2 separate regions of the Homo sapiens genome follow, and region 2 is linked to region 1. Evidence: read pairs that join two places in POLR2A ChIA-PET (ENCODE). Cell type or tissue: HepG2. All regions are shown on one strand. Each heading gives the region's core, and the rest is flanking DNA. Links, peaks and the distances in the headings are about the cores only.

Region 1 (7,993 bases), core at 1,837-4,336:
CCCTGGCTACAGCACCTGGCCCCCACCCCAACCCAGGAAAGGGGTGCAGGGGCTGAAAGCCTGGCTCATCCAGTGCTGAGCCCAGAAACAGAATGTCCAGGGTGACTAGCACATTCAAAGTGCTTACTGTCCCTGTCCCACTCTACAGAGATCTCAAGGACAGGTTTAATCAGGAACCCTAGACGAAAGCAGGAAGCAGAGTCAGTGGTGCTCAGAAAGCCATTCATCAGCTCTAGGCCAATGTGAAACCCGTGGTACCGGAGCCCCAAACAAACCAGTTCTAAAACCCGTCCTCCTGTGCAGCTCTCTGACCTCTGCCACCTGTGTCCACGACCTGACCCAGGCACAGGTGGCCCTCCATGCTTTAGCTTGGGTCTACCTCTCTTACCTCTCAGACTTCACCTCCCTCACTATCCCCTACACACACACACACACACACACACACGGAGAAAGAGAGACAGAGAGAGAGAGGGAGAGAGAGAGAGAGAAACTCCCAACTACTCCAGAGATACTGAACTATCTAGGATTCCTGGACTCCACACACTATTTCGAGACACTGCCTTACCTTCTGACTCAAAGGCCTTTCTTCCCTTCCTGACCTGGCTCACCCCTCACCCTTCAGGAGCCCACTCAAGCATCATGTGCTCTATTAAGCTTTCCTGGGCCTCCTACCAGATGATCAGGCTGAGTAACAGAGCAAGAACTGAACAGAGCCTCTTGGGACACCAGTAAACCTTTGCTTCATGGAGGTAGCACAGGGGATGGGAAGGTTGGAGAGGACTATAACTGACTCACTCTTATTTCAGAACCAAAAGCAATGGGGGAAGTCAGAGCAGAGAAGATTTCAGCTCAACCTGAAATGGAACTTCCTATCAATGAGAATGTGACAATTACAGGAGGGGCTTCCTTGTGAGGTAGTGAACTCTCCCTGTTATACAAAGTCATTGAGCAGAAGCAGTTTGGTCAGCACTGCTGCCGAAGGAGTCTCTATATCAGGTGAATAGGCAAACCACATCAGACCATGTGAGAGGCTTGAGACCTTTCCATAAAGGCCTGAGATTCCAGGGATGGAGGTAGTGAGGAGGGATGCCCACCATGAAGTCTGGGAGGAGGAGGGCAGCTCTGGGGTACAGCTGTAGCCCCTCCTGGGAACCCTAACAACCAGATAGGAAAAGCAGAATTCATAGGGCTGCTGATGTGGCATTTCTCGTTTACTGGCAGCTTCTGGCCTGCAGGTTGAGCTCCCCAGTCTAGATTTGTGGAGGCCAAGATTCTTCTCCTGTCTCCACTGCCGCACCACCACGCCTCACCATGACTACTAAACAGAAGATCCAGGCAGGAACAGCCAAAGAATCAGTCACCTTCTCCCTGCTCATTCCCAAGTCCAATACTCATCACTGTCCTCCTCAGGGAGAAGGCTCCCTGGATGCCGTAGCTCCCAAAAGGGCAGAAGATAGGTGGAATGAGGGCCCAGGCCAAGACTAGAAGGCACCCAGGTCCATCTTTAATAATATTACCCCAGCTTGGGCAACATGGCAAGACCCGGTCTCTACAAAAAAAAATTAACAATTAGCCAGGCATGGTGGCATACACCTGTGGCCCCAGCTACTCAGGAGGCTTAGGTGAGAGGGTCACTTGAGCCCAGGAGGTCGAGGCTGCAGCCTGGGCAACAGAGTGAGACCCTATCTCAAAAAATAATAAAAAATAAAAAGAATTTTAAAATAATATTATCATGAAGAACAAAACTACCATTTAATGAGGGCTTATTTCATACCAGGTACTGTGTTAAACATGCTACCTACATTATCTTTAATCAGTCTATTCTACGTACAACAACCATAATTTAACAGAGGAATGGCATGATCTGACTTTTCTTTAGAATAAGTATATTTTAGAATATTATCCTAAATAATTAAAATATTTAGAATAAGTACTTAGAATAATTAGAATATTTAGAATAAATATTTAGAATAATTATCCTTATTCTAAAGCAAAAGTCAGATCATGCCACTCCTCTGTTCAAAGCCTTCCATTGTTCAAAGCCGTCCAGTGAATTCTCTGCTGACTCAGGGTGAAAGCTCAAGTCAAGGGCCTGCACCTCTCCAGTCTCAACTCCTACTCCCTGAGCTCCATCCACTCTGGCCTCCTTGCTGTTTCCTCGTCATGGCATGTCCTGCCCCTACATGGCTTGATCAGATCTCTACCCAAATGTCATCTCCACAAAGAGGCCTCTTCTGACCATTCCACTCTCACACCCAGGCCTCCTGTCTCCTTTTCCTGCTCATTTTTCTCCATAGCACTTACCATCCTCTGATACTATATATTTTAACCATTTCGTTTGCTCTCTTTCTCTCCTGCTAATACGTAAGCTCCATGAGGGCAGAGACCTTTATTGATTTTGTTCACTATCCCATCCCAGCATTTAGAACAATGCCTGGCTCCAAGTAGGCACTCAATAAATATTCATTTAATAAAGGAATGAATGACCCTACAAGGTAGATGTTCTTACTAGCTACTGACTATAGATGTGGAAACTGAAGCTCAGAAAAGTTGACTCACTTGTCCAAGGTCACACAGCTGGCAAGCAACAGAAGTGGGATTAAAATTGAGGCCTGACAGCCCCCTTAACTCTGTGATGGCATCTTCTTTCATCAAAAGGAAGGATCCGGATATCCTATACCATAAGTGTCTTGGGTGCCAGCGGGCTGGGCACCTCCTCACCCTGTCTGCATGTTCTTCTTCCTCAAGGAAGGAAGCCTTCAGAAGCCCTTGAGGCAGATGCCTCTGCCTCATTCATCTAAGAATGCCCAGCACCTGGCCCAGGGTTGGCATGCAGGTGCCCACTACACGTTTATGAATAAACCAACCCACTCCTAGGCACCTAGTTGTGTCCTTACATTTTGATTTCTTTACACATTGCTTTGTGAATTGCTGTTCATTTTACTGAATGTGAGGACAGGCAGAAATTCCAAGTACACTTGCTTCTCAACCTTTTGGCTAATATCAAGTATAGAAATTCCAGATACACAAAACTGAACTAGAATGGACCCTGCCTTGAAGAAATTTACAACAATGTGAGAGAGATGTAGACACAAAAAGGTGTAACATGAAGCAGGACAGTCACGTGAGCAGCAAATGCAGTGCCAAGAGTGCAAGGGGCAAGAGAGCTCTTGGGGTGGGGGTGGGGACAGCCACACACAACAGCTAGACAGCCTAAGAGGGGCAGGGAAGGCGGAACCACTTATCCATCCGTTCATTCCGCATTAACATTTTAAGTTTTCTTGCTTGAAGAAACACTGTGCTTGTTACTTAATACTGTGCTGAGTGCTGGGGACAGATATGTGAATCAATCAAACATAAAGATAATTCACAGGCTAATGAGGGAGAGACAGAGAGACATTACACAGACTAAGGTGATATGTGGCAAGAGAGGATGCTAGCATGCAAGCTCCATGCCCACAGGCACCCTCCTTTTGTTCACTACTGTACTCCTCAGTACAACACTGTCAGGCTCAGAAAAGCTTCTCAGTACATAACAAATGAATGAAAGCACTGCTAACTAAATGAATGAAAGCACAAATGGAGGGATATCACAAACCCTTGATGGCGGGTGGCCACAGATGGCTTCCCAGGTAATGCCTGAGTCTTAAAGGATGCATAGGAATTACCTGGATGGAAGGGGGCATTCCTACAAAAGCAAAGACAAAGAAGCAAGAGAGTGCTACAGCTTATGATGTTGTGGAGTGTGTTCAGGCCAGAGGGGAATGGTGTGCTTTAACAGGACACAGACACAGGAAGAGAAGCCCAAGTCAGGACACCTCTGAAGGCCCTCATCAGGAAGCATATCAGGATGAGGTATTTGGGCCCCTGTAGGGAGAACAGGATGGAGGCAAGAAAACCAGTCGGAACCATCTGCACCGCTGCAGATATGAGTTGGTGACAGTGGGGTCTTTAGGAGGCACCAGAGAAAGGACTAATCACAAGAATCTGTTACAAATCACAGGTGCAAGACCCCATGGAGAAGGGAGGCATCGAATGAGCCCAGACACATTTTGAGTACATAAGAAAAGTGCAGCCCCACCAGAGCCCTCCTGGGAATGCTGCAAAGCTGCTGGGGAGATGCCAGCAGAACCATGTCACACCTTGCCCACAGTCACCAAAGTGGGGACCCTACTGACTGGCTGGAGGCAAGGAGGAAGTCAGGGGAGAGAAACCATAAAAATTGCTCACTATTTATTTCACTTTCACTTTGAGCACACAAGTGGGGAGAAGACGCCCTGGCCCAGGAGTAGAGAAACCTGGCTGGAGTCCCAGCTGTCACCAACAACCTGAGTAACCTTGGGCAGGTGACTTCACCGCTGGGGCTCAGCTTCCCCATCTATAAACCAGAGCTTCCACCATGAGCCCCACCTCTACCAACATCCTGGAAAGGCCCCAATCAGATAAGTATCAGCTCTGCATAGCTTTATGTAGCACCTACTATATGATCTTCCTTGTACCAGGAAGGGAGGCAGGAAAGGGGCAGGCCGAGCCCCTGCCCAGAGAAGGTTTTAACAAGGTGGTCCAAGCAGGTACTGCAGAACACCGGCAAGGGCATTTCCAGCCACATTCTCCAGCCAGTCTTACTGCCCAGCCCAACCCAGCCCAGGGAAGGCGGAGAGGAAGCAGTGAGCTGTTTTACAATCCATCAAATTAATTGCCCCAAATGGGAAATTTGCAGGCCTCCTACAGCCTCCTGTGTATTCCATAATCTCCCATGGCCCTAATCTGCTGAGAAAGAATGTGTGGGCTGTAATCTTTTCAGCCCACTGTTCACAGGGGCAATGCCTTGGAAAAACCTCAGTCCCCACCAGTGATCACTCCCTCCCAACCAAAAGCCTCCCCGACCTCCCATCCCCCACACCCCCCACTGACCTGGTGGCCAGCCAAGGCCTGGCTCCGCCCCCCAGAAGCCAGCTAGGCCAACCTTGGCCTTGACTTTGACCTCGGAAAGGAGACCTGCCCAACCAGCTCCTTTGGTAAATACAACTTTTGCTCCCTCCTTTTCCTCCTTAAGACAGAACAGCCTGGCAGGAGGCAGAACCAGGAGAAATGGCTTCCGAGTAGAGACGCACCCTTGAGGCGTGGTGAAAACAGCCCCAGGTGAGGTGCTGGGCATTGGTTCTAACCTTTGCTTACCCTATCCCTGCTAGGAAACCCACTTCCCATCTCTGGACCTCATCTTCATTTGAGAAATGAAGGGAATGTAAAACAGCCTCCCAGGAACTCCTTACCCCACCCCTTTAAACAAGTTGCTTCTTTGCTTCTGCTGTAACCTTTGCCTGCTCCTTTTCCTGCATAATGAAGCCTCTGTCTAGGCCCAACTCAAATGTCACTTTCCCCACGAAGGCTTCCTGGATCCCTCCCTTCTCAACACCTGTCCCAAACTCTTTCTGCCTCCTACACTCAACTAGCCTTGAGGGCAGAGGATTCTTTTACTCATTGCTACTGTCAGGAAACTCATTTGATAACATATTTCAGAGAGCTCTGGACAAACCTAGGGCCAAAACCTATTTCATTCTCTAAAATACCTGGCATGGCACAGATCCTGGGTCACCACCACTGGGTGAAGTTTTCTCAGACAGTGTGTGGAAGGCCAGGCTCCCTGAAGTTGACTGCACCTGTTAATAACCAGTGTCTGTACCCTCTCTCCTTAACAAAGTGCTTTCCTACTCACTACCTCACCTACAGGGGAAGGACTGATGTGATCCCCTTTCACAGAGAAGGCAAATGTCTTGCCCCAGGTCAGGCAGCTGTAAGGGGCTAAGCCAGGATCCAAACCCAGGTCTCCTAATTCTGGTTCTAACTTTGTGTTCCTCCCACCGTACCTGAGGGAACATGCAAAGCTGAGCCTATTGAGAAGATCTGGGCTTGGAGAGAGATGCAATCTAAACCTCTCCTTAGGGCTGCCCTGGGAGCCACATCCAGAGCAGCCAAGGGACAGTCAGGAACTCTGGGCAGAGGAATGGCAGAAGGCATTTACTCCATACTCTCCACTGCCTTCCTGCCTTCCTTCCTTCTTTCCTTCTTTCCTTCCTTCTTTCTTCCTTTCTTCCTTTCTTTGAGACAGAGTTTCACTCTTGTTGCCCAGGCTGGAGTGCAATGGTGTGATCTCAGCTCACTGCAACCTCTGCCTCCTGGGTTCAAGCGATTCTCCTGCCTCAGCCTCTCAAGTAGCTGGAATTACAGGCACCCACCACCATGCCCAGCTAATTTTTTGTATTTTTAGTAGAGACAAGGTTTCACCATGTTGGCCAGGCTGGTCGAACTCCTGACCTCAGGTCATCCACCCACCTCAGCCTCCCAAGGTGCTGGGATTATGGGCATGAGCCACCGCATCCAGCCCATCCCATGCTTGATTACCTCTGATGATAGTGAACTCACTACATCCCAAATATTTCAGAAGGTATCGTTGTAAACCTGGGGCCAAAACCTTTCTCCCTGTAGCTTTCACAGAGGATGAGACTCTTCTATGTGGCAGCCCTTCAGATATCTGCAGCCAGCCCTCATGTCCCTGTGGGTCTCCTCTTTTCCATGTAAAATACCCCCAGTTCATTCAGCTGTTGCTTGGGAGACAAGGTTTCCAGTGCCCATCACAGTCAACCCTTCAGAAGGACCCCAAATAGCCACATCTTCCTCAAAGGGGTGACCCATGAATGCGCCCCAGTGCTCCATCTGTGATCTCCCCAGAGCAGAGCAGCACCATCACCTCCTGTGTTCTGGGGATGAAACTTCCATTAATGCAGCTTAAAATCAAAACCAAAACCCCTTTGTCCCAGAGCTAATTTCTCAGAGGGCCCTGGCCATGTGGGAGCAAGGACAAAACTCATTCTCTTTACCTTGTTAGAGTGGGAAGAGCAGGAACTCTGGAATCAGACCTGGACTAGAATCCTGGTCCTGTCACTTATTTACTGAGAGACCATAGACAAATTACTCACTCTTTCCAAGTTTCAATTTCCTCAGCTACGAAATGAGCTACAAAATGGAGAAAATTTTTACCTCACTAGATAGATTTGAAGAATAAATGAGCTAAGGTATATAACTACTTAACACAGACCAAGAACTTCCCCAAAGTCAAAGCTGGTAAGTGGCTGGGTTAGGATGACATTCAAACTCAAGCCTGCCACCCTAAAGCTTTGTGACCGTAAGTTCCACACCACAGCTCTACTGCTTTCATGTCACACAGTCCCCACTACACTGCATGTCATCTTTGGTTTATCCATCTCCCCACACTGGACTGTGAATTCCCTGAAGATGTCCTTGTTTTTGTGGCCCCAGGATCTGGCATGGTGCCACCTGGCACAGAGTAGGAGCTAATAAAGGCTGATGAACAAGTGATTATATGAACAAGTCAATTACACTGGCTACAAGAAGACAGGTGCCTCTTTTGGCCCCCCCGCCCCCAATGCCCACATAAGCTTTGTGGCTGTGTACTACACACAGCTCTAATCCCACTACATGGGCTGAGTAGCAAGAAGCATTTATTTCATAAGGGCTTGAAGGGCCGAAGCATGCCAGCACCATCCCCCAAACCTGGACATAGCAATGTTCTGTCTTCCCCATCCACAAAACCTCCAACACTAGAGAGGTTTACTCTCCATTGCTCCTGGAGACTAGAGGCTGAGCTGTATGTACTCAGATAAGCATTGGCTGGGTTGGTCCCTGGTGACACCAAGAAGGCACAGGTCCTGTGTGGAGGAGAGTTGATGCCAGGGTTTCTCCAGAGTTCCTCAGCTCTCTGGGGCTTCATTTAAAACATTCTCTCAAAAAAATAAAAATAAAAATAAATAAATAAATAAAACACCCTCTCTTGCAGTGAGCTGAGATCACGCCACTGCATTCCAGCCTGGGCAACAGAGCAAGACCCTGTCTCAAAAAAAAAAAAAAAAAAAAAAAAAACTTCTCCCTGTTCCCAGGTAATCAGTAATAGGAAAAAGGAAGACACACCTGTTCA
Region 2 (7,993 bases), core at 2,681-5,180, 130 kb after region 1:
CAGTGATGCAACCATAGCTTCCCACAACCTCTAACTCCTGGGCTCAAGTGATCCTCCTGCCTCAGCCTCCTGAGTAGCTGGGACTACAGGCATGCACCAACATGCCCAGCTAAACACCTGTTCCTTTGAATTACAGCAAATGAAATAACACATGAGAATTGCTTTTTCATTTTATTTATTTATTTTTTTGAGATAGAGTTTTGCTCTTGTTGCCCAGGCTGGACTGCAATGGTGCAATCTCAGCTCACTGCAATCTCTGCCTCCTGGGTTCAAGCAATTCTCCTGCCTCAGCCTCCCGAGTAGCTGGGATTACAGGCACCCGCCACCACACCCGGCTAATTTAGAATTGCTTTTCTAGACTCTCTGGAAGATAACAGATACGCAAAAATACTTTTTGAAACTTAAACATAGCATATATGACTAAAATATCATCTCGCTAGGCAGAGAAGCAAAAACTTGAGACACAAACTTTAAAGTTTGAGCTTTGTAAATGTCTTAATCCATCAACAGAACACAACGTCTTGTGATATCCTTTTCCTTCTTCTAAATCACTGTGATGTGAGACCTCCATTCTTCTGTTTATGGTACTATTGTAATTAATTAGCCATGGAAGTATTCACAAAAACTAAAAATTTTATTAGCAATGATCAAATCTTACTTTTAAAATGAAACCGACTAAAAAGCTAATTTAAGACAGTGAGACCAGCTGGGCATGGTGGCTCACCTGAGGTCAGGAGTTCGAGACCAGCCTGGCCAACACGGCGAAACCCCGTCTCTACTAAACATACAAATATTAGCCAGGCGTGGTGGCAGGCACCTGTAATCCCGGCTACTTGGGAGGCTGAGGCAGGAGAATCACTTGAACCTGGGAGGCGGAGGTCGCAATGAGCCGAGATTGCACCATTGCATTCCAGCCTGAGTGACAGAGCAAGACTCCATCTCAAAAAAAAAAAAAAAAAAGGCCAGGCATGGTGGCTCATGCCTGTAATCTCAGCATTTTGGGAGGCCGAGGTGGGCGAATCACGAGGTCAGGAGTTCAAGACCAGCCTGGTCAACAAAGTGAAACCCCATCTCTACTAAAAATACAAAAATTAGCTGGGCATGGTGGCGTGTGCCTGTAGTCCCAGCTACTCAGGAGGATGAGGCAGGAGAATCGCTTGAACTTGGGAGGTGGAGGTTGCAGTGAGCCAAGATCGCACCACTGCACTCCAGCTTGGGCAAGAGTGAGACTTTGTCTCAAAAAATAAATAAATAAATAAATAAATAAATAAATAAAAAGGTGAGACCAATTTAAAAAAATGAAGCCCAAGGCAGTAAATAATTTTATACTTTTTTTTTCCCAGGAATGGTGGTTAGGTAAAAAAATATGCTAAGATAAATATGGATCCTAATCACAACCATCCATGCTTATAACCAACCTGTGCAGGTTTTACCTTCATTTGCCTTAAGCATACCTGCCCATTTGCCTTCTTCCTATTATTTTCAAATGTAATATGAACTTATAAGTATTTTATGTGTCACCTTAATATTTAATTCTTTTGCCACTAGACTTGGCTTGAGAGGGAGACGGCATTTATTTTTCTGAAAAAAGGACTGTACTCGTTCCATACTTCTTTGGAGAACAACCTATAGAAAGAGATGTGATACTGTAAGTACATAATGAAAATGAAGATCTATTTTTCAGACAAGTTATGCTGTGGATACAATTTATAAAATGCCCAGTTGTCAAACGGTGAAAAAAAGGTTGTTACTAAAGAGAGTTAATTTTTACTATAAAACTAGAATGGCCAAAGGCTATAAATATAGTGGGCAAAGGTACATTTGGCCAACCAATGTATACGAAAATGTTAAAGCTCACTAATAGTCAAAGAAATAGAAGCCAAACAAAAATGAATGCAGTTTTTCACCTATCAGATGAAAATTTAAAACAACATCCTGTGTTAGGAAACGATTTCATAACTTATTGGTAGGGAGAGAGGTGTACACAGGTGTAGCTTCTTTTGTAGAGCAATGTAACAACTATTATAACTAAAAATACATGTCGCTCTTGACTCAGCTATTTCACCTGTAGGAATTTTCTGAAAGAAATACTAGCAAAGAAATAAAAATGTACACACCAACCAAAGTTCATTGCAGTATTGTTTAGTAAAGAGAAAACAGGTAAACAATGTATATAGAGGTAATAGTTTATAATTAAGATTGTATGTAATATTTCCCCAAATTAATCTATAATTCTTATCAAAATTCCAACTGCCTTTTTGCAGCAATGGATACACGGTTCCTAAAATTCATATGAAATTGCAAGTGTCCCCTGAATAGCCAAAAATAATAATGAAAAAGAACAAAGTAGGAGGACTTACATTGTCCAATTTCAAAACTTACTATAAAACTATGGTAATTAAAAAAAGTATAGGCTGGGTGGATGGCTCATATCTATAATCCTAGGACTTTGGGAGGCCAAAATGGGAGGACTGCTTGAGCCCAGGAGTTCAAGACCAGCCTGGGAAACATGGCAAAACCCTGTCCCTACAAGAAAAAAAAAAAAAAAAAAAAAAGACAGGCATGGTGGCAAACACCTGTGGTCCCAGCTACTTGGGAGGCTGAAGCGAGAAGATCACTTGAGCCCAGGAGGCTGAGGCTGTGGTGAATTGTGATCACACCACTGCACTCCAGCCTGGGCAACAGAGAGACCTCATCTCAAGGAAAAAAAGGAAAAAAAAAAAAAAAACAAATATAGCATATGGATAGACATATATGATATAGAATTGAGAGTCTAGAAAAAAACCCATATATGTGGTCAACTTTTTTATTTAAAAATTTTTAACAGAACACTTCACGAATTTGCATGTCATCGTAGTGTAGGGGGCATGCTAATCTTCTCTGTATCATTCCAATTTTAGTATATGTGTTACCGAAGCAAGCACAGGGTCAACTGATTTTTGACAAGTACGCCAAAACCATTCAAGAGGAAGGAGGGGGTCTCTTTAACAAATGGTGCTAAGACAACTGGATAACCTCATTCAAAAGAATAAAGTTGGGCCTCTACTTCATACCACAACGGATCAAAGACCTAAACATAAGAGCTAAAACTAGAAAAGCTTAGAAGAAAACACAGGTGTACATCTTTATGGCATTAGATTTAATGATGGATTCTTAGATATGACACTAAAAGCATGAGCCACAAAAGAAAAAAATAGATAAACTGGACTTCATCAAACTTAAACATTTTTGTATTAATATATTAAAGGACACTATTAAGGAATTAAAAAGACAACTGCAGAATGAAAAAAATATTTGCAAATAGTGTATGTGATAAAGGTCTAGTATCCAAAATATATAAATAACTCTTACAACTCAACAACAAAAAAGACATTCCAATTTAAAATGGACAAAGGACTTTGAATAGATATTTCTCCAAAGAATACAAATGGCCAATAAACATATGAGAATGTGCTCAATATCATTAGTCACTAGGGAAATTCAACTCAAAACCACAACGAGATACTGCTTCACACCCACTAGAATGGCCATAATCAAAAAACAGGAAAAAAAACAATGTTGGTGAGGATGTGGTGAAACTGGAACCCTTCTATATTGCTGGTGGGAATGTAAAGTGATATAGCTGCTACAGACAATAATTCTATGATTCCCCAAAAAGTTAAGCACAGAACTACCATATGACCTAGCTCTGCCATTCCTAAGTGGAAACAGTTGTTTAAACACAAATTTATACATGAATATTCATAGCAGTATTCTTTTTTTTTTTTTGAGACAGAGTCTTGCTCTGTCGCCCAGGCTGGAGTATAGTGGCTCGATCTCGGTTCACTGCAAGCTCCGCCTCCCGGGTTCACGCCATTCTCCTGCCTCAGCCTCCCGAGCAGCTGGGACTGCAGGCGCCCGCCACCATGCCTGGCTAATTTTTTGTATTTTTAGTAGAGACGGGGTTTCACCATGTTAACCAGGATGGTCTCGATCTCCTGACCTCGTGATCTGCCCGCCTGGGCCTCCCAAAGTGCTGGGATTACAGGCATGAGCCACCACGCCTGGCCAGCAGTATTATTATTAATAGTCAAAAAGTGGAAACAACCCAAATGTCCACCAACTGATGAATGTTTAAACCAAATGTGGTATATCCACACAATGGAATATTATTCAACCAAAAATGGCATGTAGTACACATGCTAGAACACAGATGAACTCTGAAAACTTTATGCTAAGTGAAAGAAACTAGACAGAAAAGTCCATGAAGTGTCCAGAATATCCATATAGAAGTATAGACGTATCCATATTGACAGAAAACAGTTTAGTGGCTGGGAGGGGAAAATGGGGACATGCTTTCTTTTTGGTGTGATGAAAATACTGTGGACTTTGATAGTGGAGGTAAAGGAATTCAAGAAAACAATTTTCATCAGAAAGGAATAAATAAGCATGGAAATAAATAAGCATGGGAAAATCACTGATTTTAATAGGTTGTGAAATATGTTCCTATATATTTTAAACAATCTTTGAATTTATCTGCCCCAAATAGCATGGGTATAGTTAGAGTTCTACTGGGAGTCTACCAATAAAGAATAGCAACTTAATTAGTCAGCACCATAAAGATCCTTCCTTTAACATTAACACATTTATATTACCTTTTATGGGTACATACCTGTCTGGCTGATCCACTAGCCTGCCTTACTTTTTCTGCTACTCCTCCTAAAAGCTGTACAAGTTTCGTCTGTTTTAGAAGTTCTTCTCTAAGTCGTTTTCCTCCTACTGACAGGAGAGCACCCAAAACATGTTCGTATCGGGTACTAAACTGTACATCATGCAGGGCATCTTTGAGAAGCCTAATACAGCAAAATATTTATGTTAGTCACGTCTTGGTTTTTTTTTTTTTTTTTTTTTTTTGAGACGGAGCCTCACTCGTCACCCAGGCTGGAGTGCAGTGGCGCCATCTCGGCTCACTGCAAGCTCTGCCTCCCGGGTTCACGCCATTCTCCTGCCTCAGCCTCCCGAATAGCTGGGACTATAGGCGCCCGCCACCACACCCGGCTAATTTTTTGTATTTTTAGTAGAGATGGGGTTTCACTGTGTTAGCCAGGATGGTCTCGATCTCCTGACCTTGTGATCCGCCCACTTCGGCCTCCCAAAGTGCTGGGATTACAGGCGTGAGCCACCATGCCCGGCCATGTTAGTCACTTCTAAGAACTAGGTGAACCTCTCTGAAAAATAACAAGTTCAATTTTTTTTTCTTTTTTTTTTTTTGAGACCAGGTCTGGCTCTGTTGCCCAGGCTGGAGTCCAGTGGCATGACCTTGCCTCACTGCAACCTCCACCTCCCAGGCTCGAGCAATCCTCCCACCTCAGCATCCCAACTAGCTGGGACCACAGGCACATGCCACCATGTTCGGCTAATTTTTTATATTTTTGGTAGAGATGAGGTTTCACCATGATTGTTAGGCTGGTCTTAAACTCCTGAGATCAAGCGATCCACTAGCTTCAGCCTCCCAAAGTGCTGGGATTACAAGCATGAGCCACCACGCTTGGCCTCAATTTTTGATAACCAGAAATGTATTTTAAGCTATATAAGCAAGTCGAAACCCATTCATTATTACAGAGCTATAAGACACCAAATTTTTGCAATGAGGGTTTTCAAATTTTTGCATTAGAGGGTAAATTTAGCTCCTTTAAAATAATACCTTCAATAAAATATCTTGTATCCACAATAAGTAGTGTGGCATACCATTTAGACTTACAGGGTATGCCATTTCTATAAATTCTAGGAATGGAAATACGGTAATCAATAAAATTTAAATCTTACCAATATAAATTGTGTGCTATCTGGATATTTCCCAATGCCCTGGACAAAAGGAATTGCACTAATGAACTATTCAAGTAAATTTCATATTTCAAAGCCTACAGTAAAAGAAAATAAGAATTATTAGTGGTCTAACCCATACTAAATTGTTCCAATAAAACTATCAAAAGAGAAACTATATAAAGCAAGTATTACTCTTACTGATGAAAGATGATACTTATAAAAATTAAATAGATGAATTAACCTATGCCAAACTAATTTAAATCAAACACAAAAGTATAGAGTAACATTCATTAGCTATGTTGAACTCACCAGTAAAGAAAAATCAAGGAAAAGCTCAAGTCTGGTTTGTTCTAAAAAGTCTGAAAACTAAAAATACAGGTGCCTATATACAATATTCAAATGGGGCAGATGACAATAGTGGGGAAAAAATTCACACTAAATCCAAATGCAATGCCCCTCAATGTTCCCACACTAAAAAACGACTTTTAATCTAAACAGAATGGGGATCCCTTAGCAAGTTCCCATAAAAAACTAGAGTGAAAGTATAAAGGGAGGTAATCTAGTAAAAAACTCACTTGTACAAACTGTGGAAGAAGATCTGTTAGCTCATCATCACTAATGGCCTCAATCCAGGTCACAGCTAGGGATCTTACTTCCTGATCAGCAAATCTAGAAGATTACCATAAAACCAAGATTGGACAGTGATTTCTTTCCAGTGAAGCTGTATTTTTTGAAAACACAATCTCAATCTGGTCCTGACAAAGAACACTAAGATATCTCTTTTATTCAAAAGCAATGTATTTCTTCTTTTTGTAAGAAGACAATCTTATTGTGCTATACAGATTCAATTTAGGGATTATTTAGGAATCTTAAGTTTATGAAAATTAATTCTGGCCCACATCATAAAAATATAAATTATTCAAAATTTACAACCTAACCCTTCCTTTAGGCTAGTTTTAAAGGACATGCAATGCTTTATTGACAACTTCAATGCAGAAGATATGTTTGTATAAATATACATTTACACATTTGGATTATATTGAATTGCTTTCATGTTAAAAGGAAAGGAAATACTTCTGGCAACATACCTTACTGGAAAAACTGACAATAAAACAAGAGCAAATAAATGTATTTGACTTACTTTGAATCAAGAAGTTCCAATGCAATTAGTGGGTACAATGCAGGCCACTGGTGAAGCAATGAGTAAGTTTTGGCAAGATTAACCCATTTCCAGTTTGGGGCGCTTGCTAATATTTTAGGAAGACAATTTGGGTGTTTGAAGCAATAATAACGTTTCTCCCATAAAAAAGCTTTATCTTCTTTAGAAAGTCTGCATATATAATAGAATTAAATTACTTCTCAGTGATAACATAATGATATAATCTCAATGATTAAAAATACAAAGAAGAAATTTATTTATTTGGGACAGCTACTTCTTCATAAAATCATTAATACTAATTTGGAATAGAAAAATGCAATGTATGGCAAATGCCAGTAATTAATGCTAATCCGGGAACTGAAAGGAATGATTATGTCTTGATAAAAGATGCTTAGTTAGGAAAATGAAGGATAATTCAGTATAATAAAAATTTATTGAGCTCTAACTAGATGCCAGGCACTAGAAATCAGAGTTGAAAAAGCAGATCCCACCCTAAGAGATAGCAAGGATTTCATCCATTTCGTACAAATAAAATCAAATGCTATGAAAAAAAAAATACTACTATAAAATTTTGGAACATATTTATACAGTTCAAATGAAAAGGACTTGTTTTGAAGATCCTAATTGTTTTAAGCTTAATCACAAATGTTTACGTGAATGAAATATTTCACCATTTTACTATCCATCCATATATATATAAATATATATATACATATACATGCACTGAAATTTATTCATTTCATGTGGAGTAATGAAAAAATTCAAACACTGCAAAAGGTATACAGTGAAATCTCTCTCCTTCTAATTCCCCTTCTAAGAGGCAACCACCTAAGCTTGTATGCTCTTCTAGAGAGTTTATTCATACAGAGGCACACACACGGATATATGTAGATCCTCTTTTTTCCTTTATTTTCGTGGTAATACACTATATACACTATTCTACTCCTGGTTTTCTTCAGCTAACCTATTTTAAAAATTAGTACATACAGCTATAATCTCATTTTTATTTATTTTATTTTTGTTTGAGAT

What was found. ChIA-PET counts read pairs that join two places held together with the same protein. Peaks named below come from ENCODE experiments on the same cell type or tissue, not always from the same donor. Only the 100,000 strongest peaks of a DNase experiment are listed, where the experiment ranks them.
Region 2: POLR2A ChIA-PET joins it to region 1 with 10 read pairs; 2 of 35 experiments call an interaction of 5 or more read pairs at or near these places.

What each region holds. Positions count from the first base shown.
Region 1 is chr11:16,982,362-16,990,354 of GRCh38, forward strand. All of the region lies in intron 3 of PLEKHA7 (pleckstrin homology domain containing A7), which reads right to left. Among named protein-coding and RNA genes, the nearest start is that of PLEKHA7, 28 kb to the right of the region's middle. RefSeq lists an enhancer at 4,094-4,543. In HepG2, for the core only: no CTCF peak of the experiment used is centred there; a DNase peak (open chromatin) is centred at 3,150.
Region 2 is chr11:17,112,840-17,120,832 of GRCh38, forward strand. PIK3C2A (phosphatidylinositol-4-phosphate 3-kinase catalytic subunit type 2 alpha) reads right to left here. Exons shown (of 33, transcript NM_002645.4): 16 at 6,947-7,135; 17 at 6,381-6,474; 18 at 5,806-5,900; 19 at 4,652-4,832; 20 at 1,522-1,626. It also overlaps the pseudogene RNU6-593P. Among named protein-coding and RNA genes, the nearest start is that of RPS13, 39 kb to the left of the region's middle. In HepG2, for the core only: no CTCF peak of the experiment used is centred there; no DNase peak of the experiment used is centred there.